Regions from separate parts of the Homo sapiens genome. Here region 2 is linked to region 1. The links are chromatin loops, found by intact Hi-C in ENCODE. Cell type or tissue: MCF 10A. All regions are shown on one strand.

What was found. Peaks named below come from ENCODE experiments on the same cell type or tissue, not always from the same donor. Only the 100,000 strongest peaks of a DNase experiment are listed, where the experiment ranks them.
Region 2: it touches region 1 in a loop (8-fold over the local background); 6 of 110 quality-filtered maps call a loop at or near these places.

What each region holds. Positions count from the first base shown.
Region 1 is chr1:209,561,541-209,569,540 of GRCh38, reverse strand. It overlaps LOC105372899 (a long non-coding RNA gene), which reads left to right and starts at 1,718. Exons shown (of 3, transcript XR_922537.2): 1 at 1,718-1,822; 2 at 1,908-2,005; 3 at 2,554-2,593. In MCF 10A, a CTCF peak has its summit at 3,278 (motif pointing right); DNase peaks (open chromatin) are centred at 1,630 and 3,290.
Region 2 is chr1:209,508,596-209,516,595 of GRCh38, reverse strand. No RefSeq gene overlaps it. Among named protein-coding and RNA genes, the nearest start is that of CAMK1G, 71 kb to the left of the region's middle. In MCF 10A, a CTCF peak has its summit at 3,084 (motif pointing right); a DNase peak (open chromatin) is centred at 3,105.

The DNA of each region.
Region 1 (8,000 bases):
TTTTCTATCTCATATATATATATATTTCATTTCTCAATTTATTGTGGGGAGGGGGTATTTGGTGAGACAGAATAAAGAAACAGAGTTTTTAATAGCATACTTATTGAAGTTACAAGAGGCTATCACAATCAGTAGGGAGAAAGGTTATTTTTTGTGTAGATGCTTCAACCTGAAGAATTGCTTTTTCTTACTGATGCTAAGACTTAAATCCTCTTATGATGATATTGTCAAATAAGAACCTGCCACTGGCCCACCAGGGTAGAGAAAGAGTAGATGCTTGGGTCAGGTTGGGGACTCTACAGTTTGTCTTTCCAGATGGAATAGGGCCAAGGGGAAGTGTAGGGGGAAACAGGGAGGAAAGTGGGCATAAGATCCTCCTAAGGGGGATCTGTATGACCTGGGAGGCAATTCTTTGAGAAATGCAAAAAAAAAAAAAAAAAATTGTCCATCCTCCTGATCAATTTACTAGGAAGAGTGTGATTTTAGGGGGGAACAGACACTACCTGAATGGCCTTCCAGACATTGTGGGGCATTGGTGAGGACCCTGAAAGCCCTTCTGTTGGAACTGGAAACCATTTTGACATATTTGGGCATATTTGGGATATCAGTAGAGATGCTTGGGTGGGGATCCCCTCTCTGTAGAACTGTTTGTATTTGGATTATTCGGGTTTGAACTATTCACTTATCTATTAATCATAATCAGGCCTTCTACTATAGTCTCCTCTTATCTTCAAAAATAAAGTTAGCTGGGTAGTGATAGAGCAGAACAGTGATTTAAAACATGGACTCTGGTGTCAGACTGGTTGGATTATAATCCCAGCTGTGTCTCTTATAGCTCTATGACCTGGGTGAGCGATGTAATCACACTTTGCCTCAGTTTCCTCATTTATAAAATGGGTATAAATGGTACTTACCATGTAAGGTTATTGTGAGGGTTAAACGAGTTGATACACAAAAACTACTTAGAACAGTTCCTGGAACATAGTGAGCACTCAGTAGTTATTTTCTGTCATCATCATCATCATCATCATCATAAATGACCAAGACTTATGAGGCCAGATATTTGTTCCCGCTAACCACCACCCCATTTTGCTGTGATCACACATGTTCTTGAGAGTGAAAAGAGATATGCTTGCTTGGTATGGTTGACAGTACTGTTCCATGAAAGGGCCGCATGTATAAGGCAACCTCCAAATGCAGAAGGAGCCAAGTAACCAAAGAAAGAGGCAGACAAATATAGTTTGTCAGTTTTGAATGATTTATTATGGGGAACTTACAGGCAGAAGCAAGGTCTTGGGTGGTCCCAAGACAGGTAGATCTCTGCACCACAACACCCCCCAGACCCAGGGCTTATATCTTGAAGAAAAAGCATACATGCTCTGGAAGGGATGTGTAGATGGCTATGGGTGTCACAGCCTTTGATTTCTGCAACTACAAGGGTTGTTTTGGAGGAAACTTACAATGAATAGATGTTCCTACATAAAGAGTAATACATCAACTAGACATTTTGGAGGCATTCCTGGACTCGGGGTTAGTCATAAGTTACATGATGAATTACCATTTAAAATAAAGTCATTCTTGTCCCCACAAGTACAAGCATTCACCAACATCCAATCCACTTCTTCTAGAGACATGGAAGACTCCTGCCTGGAATGTGGGCAGGGCCATGTGAGTAGCTCTGGTCAGTGAAATGTGAGTGCATGTGGCTTATATCATCACTTCTGGGCTGAGACAGTTAAAAGCCCACACATGATTCTTCAGTTTCTTTTCCTGTGCCACAGCAACCAAGAAGGTCACATGTTCCAGAAGCTGCAGCTATAAGGTGGGTGGGGGGACCTAAGTGGGCCTGGGCTCTTGAGTGACTATGTGGAGCAGAGCTGCACTGACTCTTTCTTATCCATGGGTAGCACAAGCGAAAAATAAACTTCTGTGGTGCAAAGTCACTGAGATTCAGGAGTTGTTGCCAAAGCGGAGCCGAGCTCAGTGGTTCCCAGTCTGGTCCCAGGTAAGTATCGGGGGATGTTTAAGAGATGCAAACCCCCAGGCTTCACCCCACGCAAGCTGAATCAGAGGCTGAGGATGGGGCCAGAGTCTGGGTTTTAACAACTCCCTCAGGTAATTCTGATCTAGCTCAGGATTGAGAACCACAGCTGTAACTGATCTTGAATGAAACAGGTGCCAGAAGCCTGAGGTGAGATCTCGCTCTGTCAGCTTCCAGTTATACAGGGAGCTTGCCCCAGAGGCCACCAGTGTTTGGGATGATCCATTCTGCTTTACTTCTTTCCTTTGGTAGAGATATTTAAACACTAAACACCTGAGAATATTTAACTACAAATATACTGATGTGGTTTGGCTCTGTCCCCACCCAAATCTCATTGTGAATTGTAGCTCCCATGATTCCCATGTGTTGTGGGAGGGACCTGGTGGGAGATAATTGAATCATCGGGATAGTGTCCCCCATACTGTTCTCACGGTAGTGAATAAGTCTCAATAGAGCTGACGGTTTTATAAGGGGAAACCCCTTTTGCTTGACTCTCATTTTTTCTTTGTTAGCCACCACGTAAGATGTTCCTTTGCTCTTCCTTCATCTTCCACCATGATTGTGAGGCCTCCCCAGCCATGCTGAACTGTGAGTCAATTAAACCTCTTTCTTTTATAAATTCCCCAGTCTTGAGTATGTCTTTATCAGCAGCGTGAAAACGGACTAATACATATACTAAGGCCCAAGCTACTTACCTGAAGTTAAGAAATCACCTGGAAATAGGTTCAGTTGTAGCCTTAAGAAGGTGAATGCTTTCTAGATCTTCCCAGTTATGTCTGAAACCATCAGGTTCATTGCGCTCTTTCTCATTCTTTGCTTGACAGCCCCTCTCTGAAGCAGAAAAGAAAGAGTCTGATGATCCCTATTTCACAGAGGAGGAAAGTGAGGCTCCAGGCGGTCAAGTTATTTATCCACAGCCTGGAGACATAGCTTTGCCCTGCCTACAGCCCTAGTGCTGCACCTCACACAAGCAGTACTCAGTGAAAAGTTGTAGAAAAATGAAGATAAAAGACATTTGCTGGCCTCACACATTGCTTAATTGTCTGAGCTTGTCTGAGTCTCAGTCGGGTGCTCATTGCTGTGCCTGGGCGGGTGCCCCAGGAACTAAAGTTGAGGGTGGAGGCAAAGCTAAGGGTAGACACGGGAGGGACAAAGCAAAGGGCTGGGAAGGAACAATCTGATCCAGCCCTCTCTTAGCCCTTTGCAAGGCAGAGCCGTCCCAGAGAAGTGAGAGCCTGTAGTCAGCAGGGGGCAGTGTTGTTCTAACAAATACCTTAATAATGGCTGGTGAGAAGGCTGCCCGCGCATCTAAGCTTGGGCAATACTGATGGGATTGAATTGATCGAGGCCAGAGGATCTGGTCCCTTGGAAAAACAAAAACAGCGAAAAAGATGGGCACCTATATACCCACTATCTATATTGGGCATTTTCTGTGAAATTCTTTCAATTTTTCTGTCTGGAAAATGTTATAATAAAATTTTGGAAGTAAAAAGAGGATGGAGCCCTCCTAGGCTGCGCCTGTCTCAGCCCTGCTGCTGCGGTTGGTGCACCCATCTGGGTCCAGACCCATAGCCACTGGGGGCAGTGGCATGAGTCTTCACGGAGCGTCTTATTCTTGATACTCATCGTATTCTCCCTGCCCAGAGGTATGCTCTGCCAGCTCTCTTCTTTGCTTGCTCCTTTTTCTCCTCTGCTATTTCTCCTTCTTCCCGTCCCCCTCATACTCTCTCCTGTACCTCCATATCTGACTGTGAGTCAGGTGGATGGCTCATGAGTCAGCAGGGCCAGTACTGGGGATGTGAGGGGTTAGGTGTGAAAGACACAGCAGATCCCGTCCCTTCGGAGTTTATAGTCGTGGAAAGACAGACCCACAGAGGCAGAACTTAGAGAAAGAAGACAGGAAAGCACTGAAATCATGTTCTCTGGGCCATAGGATACATGCAGGTTTCAACCTCGATTCAACCTTGGCAAAGGCTCTCTAGTTGTTCAGGACTTCCCCATCATGAGCTTTCTGGAAGGCACCTCTTCCATGTCCAAACATGCTGCAGGGTTTCGCGAGATAGAGCCCATCCCTATACCCAAGAGACAAGCAGTGGATTTCTTGATTTGGCTGTGAGGGGGCAGCTCAGCTCAGCTCATCCAAGAGGTCTCACATAAGCCTTCTTGTGGTATTCTATAATCCATTCTTCCACCTACCTGAACCATTCCAAGGCTCTGTGACCCAAGGATGACCCAGATTTGAGTCCAGCCTCCTAGTACCACTCCATCCACAGGTGGAACTCAGCCAGGTTCTAAATCAGCCCGGCTCCATGACCCCAGATACTAGCTTAGCCTTCTGAGAAGGAAGCCATTTCCTGCTGCTCTGCTGCCAGGAGCCAGGATGCCCCATCCGGAACTGGGTGTGGGGAGATGAGAGGCACCATTAGCAGCCATGGCTACACTGGCATTAGGAGATTAATGAGGCTTTTTGAATAACAAATGTAGCTTCAGCCAACTGTTGGCAATTAGTTAGAGCAAAGCCATGCTGTGCTCTGACTCTGTCAGCTGGGACCTCCAAAGGAGCATTACAGCAGGAAGGACTAGACCGGGAGGGAAAGAGTTGAAATTCTACCTTCCACATTCCAGGCCGGCCCTGTAGGTGTACAGTGACCCTGGGCTAAGTCTTCTCGTAACCGTCTTTATCTGAGATCATGTTGAGAGACATGTAAAGCAATGAGGGGCCTTGAGAGATCATTTTGTCTACCAGCCTGCCTCCACTCAGGACCACACAGCAGTGCTTCTCGAGGTTTAATTTGTATATAGGTCTCCTTGGAACCTTGCTCCCAGGTGACTGCTGATGTTGCTGGTCCAGGAACTACTTTGAATAGCAAGACCCACGAGAGAGAGAGAGAGAGAGAGAGAGAGAGAGAGGACAGAGAGACAGAGAGAGGAGAGAGACAGAGATGTGGGCAGGGGAGCATGCTTTGGAGCCCAGAGCACATTTATTTCATTAAGTTGAGATTTTAGTCTTTATAATTCATTCATCATTTACTTCATCATTCATTCAACAGCATCTACTCTGCTAGGCAACTGAATTCACATGTATTGGTACAGAGAGAAGGGTGAAAATAGTTTGGAGTAACCAGAGAGTCTCCTGGGACAGGAGGAGAAGCCTGGGGAAAGCAGAGTGGGTGCAGGACTGGGCCCCCAGGGTGGGCCTAGCTGCAGGCTAGCAGATGCTGCTGTACTCCTCCCTTCCAGGAAGGCCCTACCAAAGCTGCAGTGACTACAGGCCCAAAGCCAAGGCACACAGTGGACAGGGAGAAGTAATGCTCACATCATCTTCTCTTTAAGAAAGAAAATGCATCTTAAAAGCAGTAGGAGCTAATTTGCTCTTCTGTAATCAATCACCCAGTACAGGAAATAAAAACACAGGGAGATTCTAGGCAGGCAGGCAGGCAGGCAGGGGGACTCTGTAGAGAGGATGGTCTTCACTTCATGGGTTTAACAAAATAAATCTTAAGGACATGTGGCATGAACATGTGTATGTTTGGGTATGAGGAGGTGTGTATGTGGAGGGCCATGTTTAAAGTGGTGCCAATCTTCTCCAGGCTTCCAAACAGTCTCGCCTCATCTTGCCTGTCTTTTGATCTATATGTGGGTAGCGGGGAATTATTTCAATTAAGGCTTCTCTGAGCTCTTACCTCTAGAAAAGGAAAATGGTCATGTGCGGTGGCTTACACCTGTAATCCCAGCACTTTGCGGGGCTGAGGCTGGTGGATCACTTAAGGTCAGGAGTTCAAGACCAGCCTGGCCAACATGGTGAAACCCCATTTCTACTAAAAACATAAAAATTAGCCAGGTGTGCTGGTGCATGCTGTAGTCCCAGCTACTCGGGAGGCTGAGGCAGGAGAATTGCTTGAACCTGGGAGGTAGGGGCTGCAGTGAGCTGAGATTGTGCCACTGCACTCCAGCTTGGGCGACAGAGGGAGACTCTGTCTCAAAAAAAAAAAAAAAAGGGAAAAACATCCAGATGTCACCCTGGAAACAAGGAGCTTAGATTTACCTCCACCTTTCAGCTCATCGCTGGCTACCTTCTGTTCCCTCCCGAGCCTTGGCTTCCCTGTCTGTAGAATGGGGAGATTCTCACTCTTCCCTCTCTGTCCCACACCACTGAGGTGAGGAAAACGACAGTGTTACTAAACCTGGTGTAAGGTAAGCTCCAGGGGAACCTAGTGCTTGGGCTATTTCCATCTGAGCCTTGGGGTTGGGATGAGAACAGCCCACGACAGTGTTAGACGGTGGCTGTGGAAACAGCACCCCTTGGGAATGCCATACGGTGTGGCACGCGTTTTCTAACTGTTCCATCCCCACTGCTCAAAGAAGTGCCCCAGCCAGGTCCCTTTCTCATTTGCTGTCTTTCCTTCCCTGTCTTTTCTTCCTTTTTTTCTCCCTCTCCCTCATACTGTTTCTTTTATCCCTGTATCTATTGTGACTATAGTTTCCAAATTAAAAATTTGGACATAGCCTGACAATACATCAGAGTATTTGAGACATGGACATCCACAGGCATTCTGGGATGGGTGAGCTAAACACCCCTCTCCATGTGCTGCCTCCTCTGCCTGTGTCTGCTCTGGGCTCCAACTCCACGGTCATATGACAACATGTTGGGGTCAATGTGATGCCAAATGCCCAGATGTTTAGAAATATCCGGATGGTAGATTTAATGTTTACTGTTTTGTATATTCTGAGTGCCCTGTGCACACAATTCAGTAAAAACAAATACATGAATAAATTTTAAAAACCTCTGCAACCCAAGCAGTGAGTTGTTTAGCATCTTGTCTTCAAAACAAGTGGTAGAGATTGGGTTTTTTTCCTTCCTCCTGGCATTATTTTGGTGGTATCCAATGCAGACTTCATATAAGCCATCTCTGACCAAACTCTCTGAATACCTTCCTAGGAAGAGACTCTTCTATGCAAAGAACCCCATTGTTTGGTTTCCTGAAGCCACATGGTCTGTATAACAGTGAATGTGGTCCCTGGTTCAAATCCCTACCACATCATCCATCTGTCCATCCACCCACCCACCTGCTTTTTCTTCATTCCTTCCCTCCCTCCCTTTTCCCCTTGCTCCCTTTTTCCCTCCTTCTCTCCTTCCAAACTTATATGTCCCCTACACACCCTGCACTGTGCTAGATACTGATCCTTGTCTGCTAGGACTCGGGGTTTATTGGGTAAGACAGACATGCACACAGCAGTTGTAGAACATGTTCAAGTGCAATTCTTCCCCAGACCTGTCTCCGGATATTTTCACCTTCTCTTCCTGACTTCATGTCCCATGCCCCCACCAGCTTCCCTGCACCCCCTGTGTTTCCAGGGTGGGAGCTCAAAACATATTAGAGAAGAGCCACTCCTTTGTAGCAGGGAGATTTCCTTCCCAAACACATGTGGGTGTCTAGAAGAAAGAGAGATTTATACCCACAAGTTTGAATGGTGTCCTTTTCTCTCCTCTCTCTCTGGAACACCTAGTTCATGTTTCCCCACAGAACAGCAGGCCTCCTGCCATGGAAGGCAGCACCTCTCATCTAGGGTGGGGGATATTTCTTCCTGCAGAATGTCCTCCCCTTGCATCCCCACCCCCACGTGGGAGCAGATGGACAGGGGGACGGAGCCAGTTGTTTGTTTCAGTTCTGGCTGGTGTCGGCCTGGTGGGAGAGTGTAACCAAGAAGAGAGAAGGCTTGTGGCTTTGGGAGCTTAATTAAACATATTTACAAAGTCCAGGCCTGGTGAGCTAGTGAGGAACAATGAGACAGAGGATGGTATTGCATTATAAGATTAATAAACCAATTAAAGAAAGACTGCAGTGGCCTGGTGGCCCCACTGGGGCAGAAGGCGAATTTGACAGCTGCTCTTTTTTGATGATTGCCACAAATTTCGGAAGAAAAGACAGCCTGGGCTTCCCCTAGTCCACGAGAGAAT
Region 2 (8,000 bases), 53 kb after region 1:
GAAATAATTAAACAACAAAGTTGGGCCTAAAGAAGTTTCATCTCACGTGCTAATCATGGCTGGCTGGCTATGGCTATCTAGAGTATTATGCTGAAAATGATTCTGAAGCTCTTTCTGGGCTCAATTGAAAAGGATGATCTGGTGGATTAGCAATGAATGCCATGGGCATAAGTTGGGCATGTAGTGGTACGTGGACTAGTTGTTTATAGTGCCTAATACAAGGTAGCAAACATAATGATAAAAGTAACTGTTATTGAAATTCAGCCAAGATTGGTATCAGTGTAGGCTTGTATGACTGACAAAGAATGTAGAGGAGCTAAAGAGTAAGCTTGACCTTGAATTACGAGTAGGACTTCAGTGAAGATAGGAGGCTATTTCAGAATGCAGGGCATCTGGTAGGGAGTAGTGGATGGTGGAGAGTAAGGAACTCAGTACTTGATTCAAAGCCTGGGTCTCCCAGAAGTGAGCTGTGTGGCTTGGGCCACTTTATCTCCTGAGGTCTCAGAGTTTTCATGTATAAAATTGTAGAACTTGTCTTGATGGTTTTGAACATTCTTTCTAATTCTGCACAACAGTCCATTTGTGGGTTAGATGAGCCTTTACCAAACTGTATTTCATGGAACAATGGTCCCAAGAGCTGTTCTGTGAAAAGTAAGTTTCATCATCAAATAATTTTGAGAAATTCTGAATCCTATATACGTGTTGATTCCTATTTCTTTCCTTCCATTCTTTCTTGAGTCCACTCTGATTGGTCCTTAAAGTTGGAGTTTATTTTTATCATTATTGTTATTGTCATGGTAGTAAAGATGGACAAAGGCAGATTCCACAAACATCTCAAAATAAAAGTCAATAGGACTTGGTGATTAATTGCATATAGGCAATGCAGGAGAGGGTCTAAGCAAAGATGTCAAGTATTTCAAACTAGAAAATGAATAGAATAAGCCAGGGAATTATTGATGGACAAAAGAAGTTGAACCAGGTTGGTGGACATGGAGCAGGGGTGCGGAGGGAGAATACCATCCTGCAGGCTAGGTACCTCATGGGTACAGGAAGAGATGCATCTAGGTTACTCACAGCTATGGAAGATTATTGCAAAGGTGTAAGAAAAGGTGAAGGAGATCATCTCAGCAGCAGCAGCAACAGCACAACGTTGGGGTCTATAGAGACCACCTTAGTTTGCCTAAGACTAAGAAATTTCTCAGGACACGAGCCTTTCAGTTCAAAAACTAGGTAAGTTCTGTACCAAAAAAGTTAGTTGTATTATTAGGGGATCAATTTTCCTTATTCTAGAATGGACAGCTGGATTCATAATCAAAGGACAATGTGTTGTTGCCAGCAATTTCTGTTGAGCATTTTATGAACAGAGTTTAGATTAGCCCCTTAACAGATGGCTGGTGTCTCCTGTGCCTAGCACATGTAGAAGCATCTTTAGCCCGTCCAACCCTCTCTGGTCTTCCTGGCTATGGCTGGGTAACATTTGGATCCACCTCTTAATGGAGTATGCCATATGCAGTGGGAAAAACAGAGAGGACTGCTTTCATACCATATTCGTGTGATAGAATGAATAATTCTTTCATGGGTTCCTCCCCGAGTCCATCCAGTTCAGAGGAAAGATGATTAGGACTTTCCTCCAGCTGACTTTAAGGGAGGGTGGGATGTTTAGGTAGAGGAGTATTTACAAAATCAGGGGAAAGAGTTGCATTTGGGCTTAAAAAATTCCTGAATATTCTTTTTTAAAAGAAATGCCTGGTCAAATACCGTAGGGAATTACTGAGGAAGAACTTGAAAGAGGGATGGAGAAGGAAGAGGAAAGATAGAAAAGAAAAGAGACAGTAGGAGAGAAAAAGAGAGGAGAGAGAGAGAGAGAGAGAGAGAGAGGTTTGTCACAACCAGGTTTTCCCACCCCTACCTAGGGCATTAGAACCTTCCACTATTGCAGCTAAGAGAATAGAGCATGTGAACAGCTTGTACATTTACTTAAACACCAATGGTTTCAGCTTCTCATACTGCACTCTACTCAAAGGTACAGTAGATTCAGGGACCTGTCACTTAAGACAACTCTTTACCTTCCAACCAACCAAAGTGCATTTTACAATGTCAATGCCATTTCACAGAGAGGGGCATTCATCAGGGGTGTCTGAAGTCCAGGCCAGCCTGAGAAGGAGGTGCCAAGGCTTGGGAGTTGAGGGACCCAGGTCCTAGCTTTCTCTCCACTGGGCTCCATTGTGTGATCATGGGCAACTGGCTAAACATCTCTGGACTTTGTTCTTCCAACCTTTAAAAGGAAGCAAGGACCCACTCTTTTTGTTGAAAGAAGCTGGAGAGAGTAACTGCTGAGCCCAGGGAGAGGAGGGCAGATGCAGGGCCATTGTAGCCTGCTCTCACGAATATAAACACTCTAGAGTTTGGTCAACCCCAAAGGCCCTTTCTTCCTTATTGGTTACTCAGGATTTCCAATCACCTGGGGCTCTCAAAAGTCAACAGGGGCCACTCAGCTAACCTCAGGGGTTTGATATAACCGGCAGGTGAAAGAGGCCAAAAAGACCTCCCCAGACTTCAGCGAGTTGTCAGCCCTTAAGCCCTTGAGCCTGCAGCAGGGGATGAAATATCCTTTGGTTTTCAAATCCCATTGACCCAGGGCTTATCCACGAAGGCAGGCTGGAACCTGGAGCATAGGGCGAAGGCAGATGTGGCAGGTTGGCTCTAGGCAGAATCACTTGGTAGACCCGTCCTCGGCACCTGATTCTACATCTGGAAAAGTGAGTGATAACTGTTGGAGTAATAGTCCTCAGGAGTGCCTGTTAAAAGGGATCAAAGCTTTGTGCTAAAGGGGATCCTAGGAAGTATAAGAGAAATAGCTGAGAGCAGCCAAAAGGTACAGGATGTGGAATAGGGGCACGGAGGCAGCGCTGGTAACCAGCCCTGCACACACTCATTAAGGCCCAACCATGAGCTGTGACCAGAGAGTTGGGATATGCATTTGGAAGTTGAAGTCCAAGTTTACATCTTTCATTGTGAGTCCTCAGTGGACCCATCTACCTGTTGATGGTGAACAGGTCCAAGACTGTAATGAGGTGTAAGTACCATTAGGTGGCGATACATGAATGCCTTTCCCATCTGGTTCCAAAAGAAGAGCACTATGGGTTTGTCTCCCAGCTCAGGCTTATAAGCAGCACATCCATGTTCCCTGCATCTGTAGATCAGCTTTAGCACCCACAGTGCCAGCTGCAAGTGGGGGTAGTGTGTGTGCGTTTTGAGCGCGTGCATGCACATATGCCAATTGTTGTGTATTTTCACCTCAATGTCGGTGACCAGCAAATGAGGCATCAGTGACACCCTGGCAGCAACTGACTACTTGGGCCACACTCTGAAAATGGATTGCCTCTGTTTTCTCTGCTTGATCTTCACTGGGGGAAAAGAGTTAAATTCGATTTCCAGGAGCTCTCCATGAGAGCCAACTTCAGCACAAGTTCCCATTTCCAGAGAGGCTGCCGAGTCTCTCATTTGTAAAGGCCTCCTCCCTTTGCCCTGAGCGGACTAGCCTTCCCCTACTTCTGCCTCTTTGCCTCTGTGTCACAGTTTTGTGGTCGATGACACCCTCTCCTTATCCTGCACCTCCTCCTGGTCTTGCCGACATGGCTCAATACTTTGTGCCTAAATACAGGACTTGTACCAGTCTCCTATGTCCCCGTGGAGGGCCCAGTGACAAAGGAAAAAAACCAGCCTTTCTCTGCTCATCTGGGTGCATAGGGCTCACCCTGAGGGAAGCTGGAAGTGGCAGCAAATTTTTGTTTATAAATAAAAACAAAGACAACTTGTCGTTCCAAAGGAAAATGCCCCCTGGTGAAAGAAACACTTAAAACCACTGAAGAATTAGTTTCGTTTTGTCCTTGGTGGCCACCCTGTCAGCAGGTTTCCTTGATCTTATGTTGGTGACAGAGTCTCAAACTGAATGCCAAGGGAAGGATTCCACACATATTCCTTGGATTTGTAGCTGAGGTACAGCCCTGGGCCTGGGGACATGGAGAAGACCCAGCCTGCAAAACTCAATCATGGCTCTGCAGATTTTACCCAGTTTGGAGATCTACTAGCTACCACACTCGACACACACACACACACACACACACACACACACACACACTATGATGGATGTCATTCTTGTCTGCAACATGCTCTAGTGACTGGGCCCAAGTCAGGCACAGCTTCTTGTGTGAACTGAAACACCATTCTTTTCTTCCCTGTGTGAAAAAACAGAATACAAGGGTGAGTGATCTTATGAAAACACTACTGAATCTGTTCCATTTTACATATTCACAAAATTGAGGCCACTTAATGTAATAGATAAAAGTAATACAGAGACAACTACAATAGGAAACAAAAGGTGAGAAATGACAGAAGAAACAACACTCAGTGAATACTGGGACTCAAGAGCAGGAGCAATGGCAGCCACTTTGGAGTAGGAAGGTGAGCACTAGGAAGGGCCCCCCACCCCCTGCAATAAGCTTTGATGGACGGATGGAATTTTTTTCAAGGTATTCTTTTTTAAAAAACATCTTTATTGAGATATACTTCAAATACTATAAAATTCACTCATTTAAAGCATACAATGCAGTGGTTTTTAGTATATTCACAGAGGTACACAACCATTGTCACAATCTAAGTTTAGAACATTTTTGTCGCCTCTAACAGAAACATGCAGTCATGAGCAGTCAGCCCCATTCACCCCTCACTCCCCAGCCCTAGGCAACCACTAGTCTACTTTCTGTCTCTATAGATGTGCCTATTCTAGGTATTTTATATTAATGGAATTATAGTTTTTTGTGGCTGTCTTCTTCAACTTAGCATAATGTTTTCAAGGTTTGTCCATGTTGTAAAAGGTGTCGGTACTTCATTTCTTTTCATGGCCGAAAAATATTCCATTGTATAGATATTCCCCATGTTTGTTTATTCATTCATCTATTAATGAACATTTGGGTTGTTTCCACTTTTTGCCTATTATGAGAAATGGTGCAGTTCTTTCATCTGCATGTTTTTATGTGGACATGTTTTCATTTCTCTTGGGTGTATACCTAGGAGTGGAATTGCTAGGTCATATATTATCCCTATGTCTAACTTTTTGAGGAATTGCCAAACTGTTTTTCAAAGTGGCTGCACCTTACCGCATTCCCACCAGCAATAAATAAGGGTTTCAATTTATCAGTGTCCTTGTTATAGTCTGTCTTTTTGATGATAGACATCCTGGAGGGTGTGAAGTGGTATCTCGTTGTGGTTTTGATTTGCATTTCCCTGATGACTAATGATGTTGAGCATCTTTTCATGTGCTTATTAGCTATTTGTATTTTTTTTTTTTGGTGTTGGGGGACATATGTCTATTCAAATCCTGGGCCCAGGTCAGGCACAGATGCTTTTTAATTCGGTTGTCTTTTTATTTTTGAGTGGATGGCTGAGTTTTTGAGAGGTGTAGGAGTGTAGGAGCAAAAGCTTAGATGTGGAAAAGGTAGGCACTTGTAAGGAGTAAGAAGTAAAACAGATTGGCTTCAGAGTGTAGCATTTTCATGAGAGATGTGACTCTGCATTTAACAGAAAAGGCTGACAAACTTCTCTAATGATCTATCAGTTTGGGGTAACAATGAGATAAAATGAGATAAAGAACCCGTGTTTATACATAAGAGGAATTCATAAAAAGAAGCTGATGCCATTGCTATTATTGGATGCCTAAAATGGACTGGTCACTGTTCTTGGAGTATTACATATGATCTTATTTAATCCTCCTAACAACTCTATTAATTTATCCATTTTTCAGGTGGGGAAAGTAATCGTCAGTAAAGTTAAATACCTTGCCCCAGGTCACCCAGCTAATAAATGACAAAAGCAAACTTCAGACCCACGCTTGTCAGTCTCTGAAGTGCTAGGGAGCTGCACATCACTGCTTGAGAGATAAAACTAGAAAGTTTGGGGATCTTAGGCTTCGTACAGGACATTGGCTGTTTAGAAAAAGCATATGTTTCATTCAGAGTCACTGGAGAGTTAACGTCTTTGAGCAGGGGAGACTAGGAGCTACATTTTGGAAAGATAAAACTGGATGGTGAGTGTGTTAGGCCATTCTTGGATTGCTATAAAGAAATACTTGAGACTGGTTAATTTAAAAGAAAAGAGGTTTAATTGACTCACAGTTCTGCAGGCTGCACAGGAAGCATCTGCTTGGCTTCTAGTGCGGCCTTGGGCTGCTTACAATCATGGGAGGAGGTGAAGCAGGAACAGGCATCTCACATGGTGAGAGCGGGAGCAAGAAAGAGAGAGTGGGAGGTGCCAGACACTTTTAAACAATCGGATCTCACATGAACTCATCACCAAGGAGATGGCACTAAGCCATTCATGAGGGATCCACCCCCATGGTCCGAACACCTTCCACCAGGCCACACCTCCAATACTGGGGATGACATTTCAGCATGAGATTTGGTAGAGCACACACTCAAACCATATCAGTTGGAATAGAGGAGACTAGAAGCTGAGACACAGATTAGCAGGCTATTAAAATCATCCAGGTGAAGGATAAAGAGGCCAGAACTGAGCAGGTCACAGGTCACAGGGAGCCAGGAAGGAAGGCAGGTACGCAGTGGTGTACTGGAGCCAACTTGAGCCACCTCACAAGAACCGGTTATGAAATCTTCAGCCAATTTTTTTTTTTTTTTGAAACGGAGTCTTGCTCTGTCGCCCAGGCTGGAGTGCAGTGGCCCCATCTCCTCGGCTCACTGCAATCTCCGCCTCCCAGGTTCAAGCAATTCTTCTGCCTCAGCCTCCTGAGTAGCTGGGACTACAGGTGTGCAGCACCACGCCTGGCTAATTTTTGTATTTTTAGTAGAGACAGAGTTTCACCATATTGGCCAGGCCGGTCACAAACTCCTGACCTCGTGATCCACCCACCTCGGCCTCCCAAAGTGCTGAGATTACAGCCGTGAGCCACCACGCCCGGCCAGCCAATTGTTAAACATGGCCATTACTATAAATTAAGTCACAAAAACTTACAATTTAAAAATTTATATTAAAAACAAAGGTAATATATACTTAATAGCCAGCTCAAGTTCTATGCCTTTGCCCTTCATGCCATGTCTCCTTGCTGTCTGCTCCATTGTTGTGCAGGGTTGCTTGAGTTCTGGGGGCTCTGCTCCCAAGATGCTAATTTATGAAGCAATCCTTCATCTGGACATCATCTGTCAGGTGGGGAAGGAGGGCTTGTGATCCCGTCAGCCTGAGTAAAGGCAACACAGAAGAGCTCCATCAAACAAAATGGGACGGATGGATGGCGGACTTCCCAGTGTCAGGGAAATATTGATTCAGGCAAATATATGATCTATCACATGAATATCCTGGAGGCTGTTGCAAATAGAGACACTGCAATATGGGGAGTGTTTTCCACATGATGAAGGATGGCTTTTTGGTGCTGCATCATTGCAATGAGAAGTGATGCGTGGGGCACCAGCCTCACGCCTAGAGTCATGCATTATGGAAACACTGATGCCCTTTCATCCCCACAGGTAAGTGGAGAAATGTACAATTATGATCCTAATAAAATCAGAGAGGGAGAGAGATGACGGCAGCTTCTCCGGGGATCCAGAGTTGTCTAGGACCAGGCAGGGTGCAAGGCTGCTAATTGGACTTTCTGGGAGCTGCCCACTGGGGGAGTTGTGGGTATGGAGTAACTGCCCACTCACTGCACCCTCTGTCTTGCCTCAGAGTAATGAACACACAGGAGCCCTTATCAGGCCTTGGTCATTATCATAATCAGAGATGGAATTATCTTTATCACAGGTGTCATAGATTCACACTAGCACTGCATTCTCTACCGCCCTCTGAATTGTCATGTGAGCCTAATAACAATTTACTTTACCGATGCAGGAACTGCACTCTGGGAGCTTATGTGGCTCACTGAAGTTATTCTGCTGTGGCAAAAAAAGCCAAGACCAGAATCCAGGCTTCCCAAACAGTGTGGGGGTGATTTC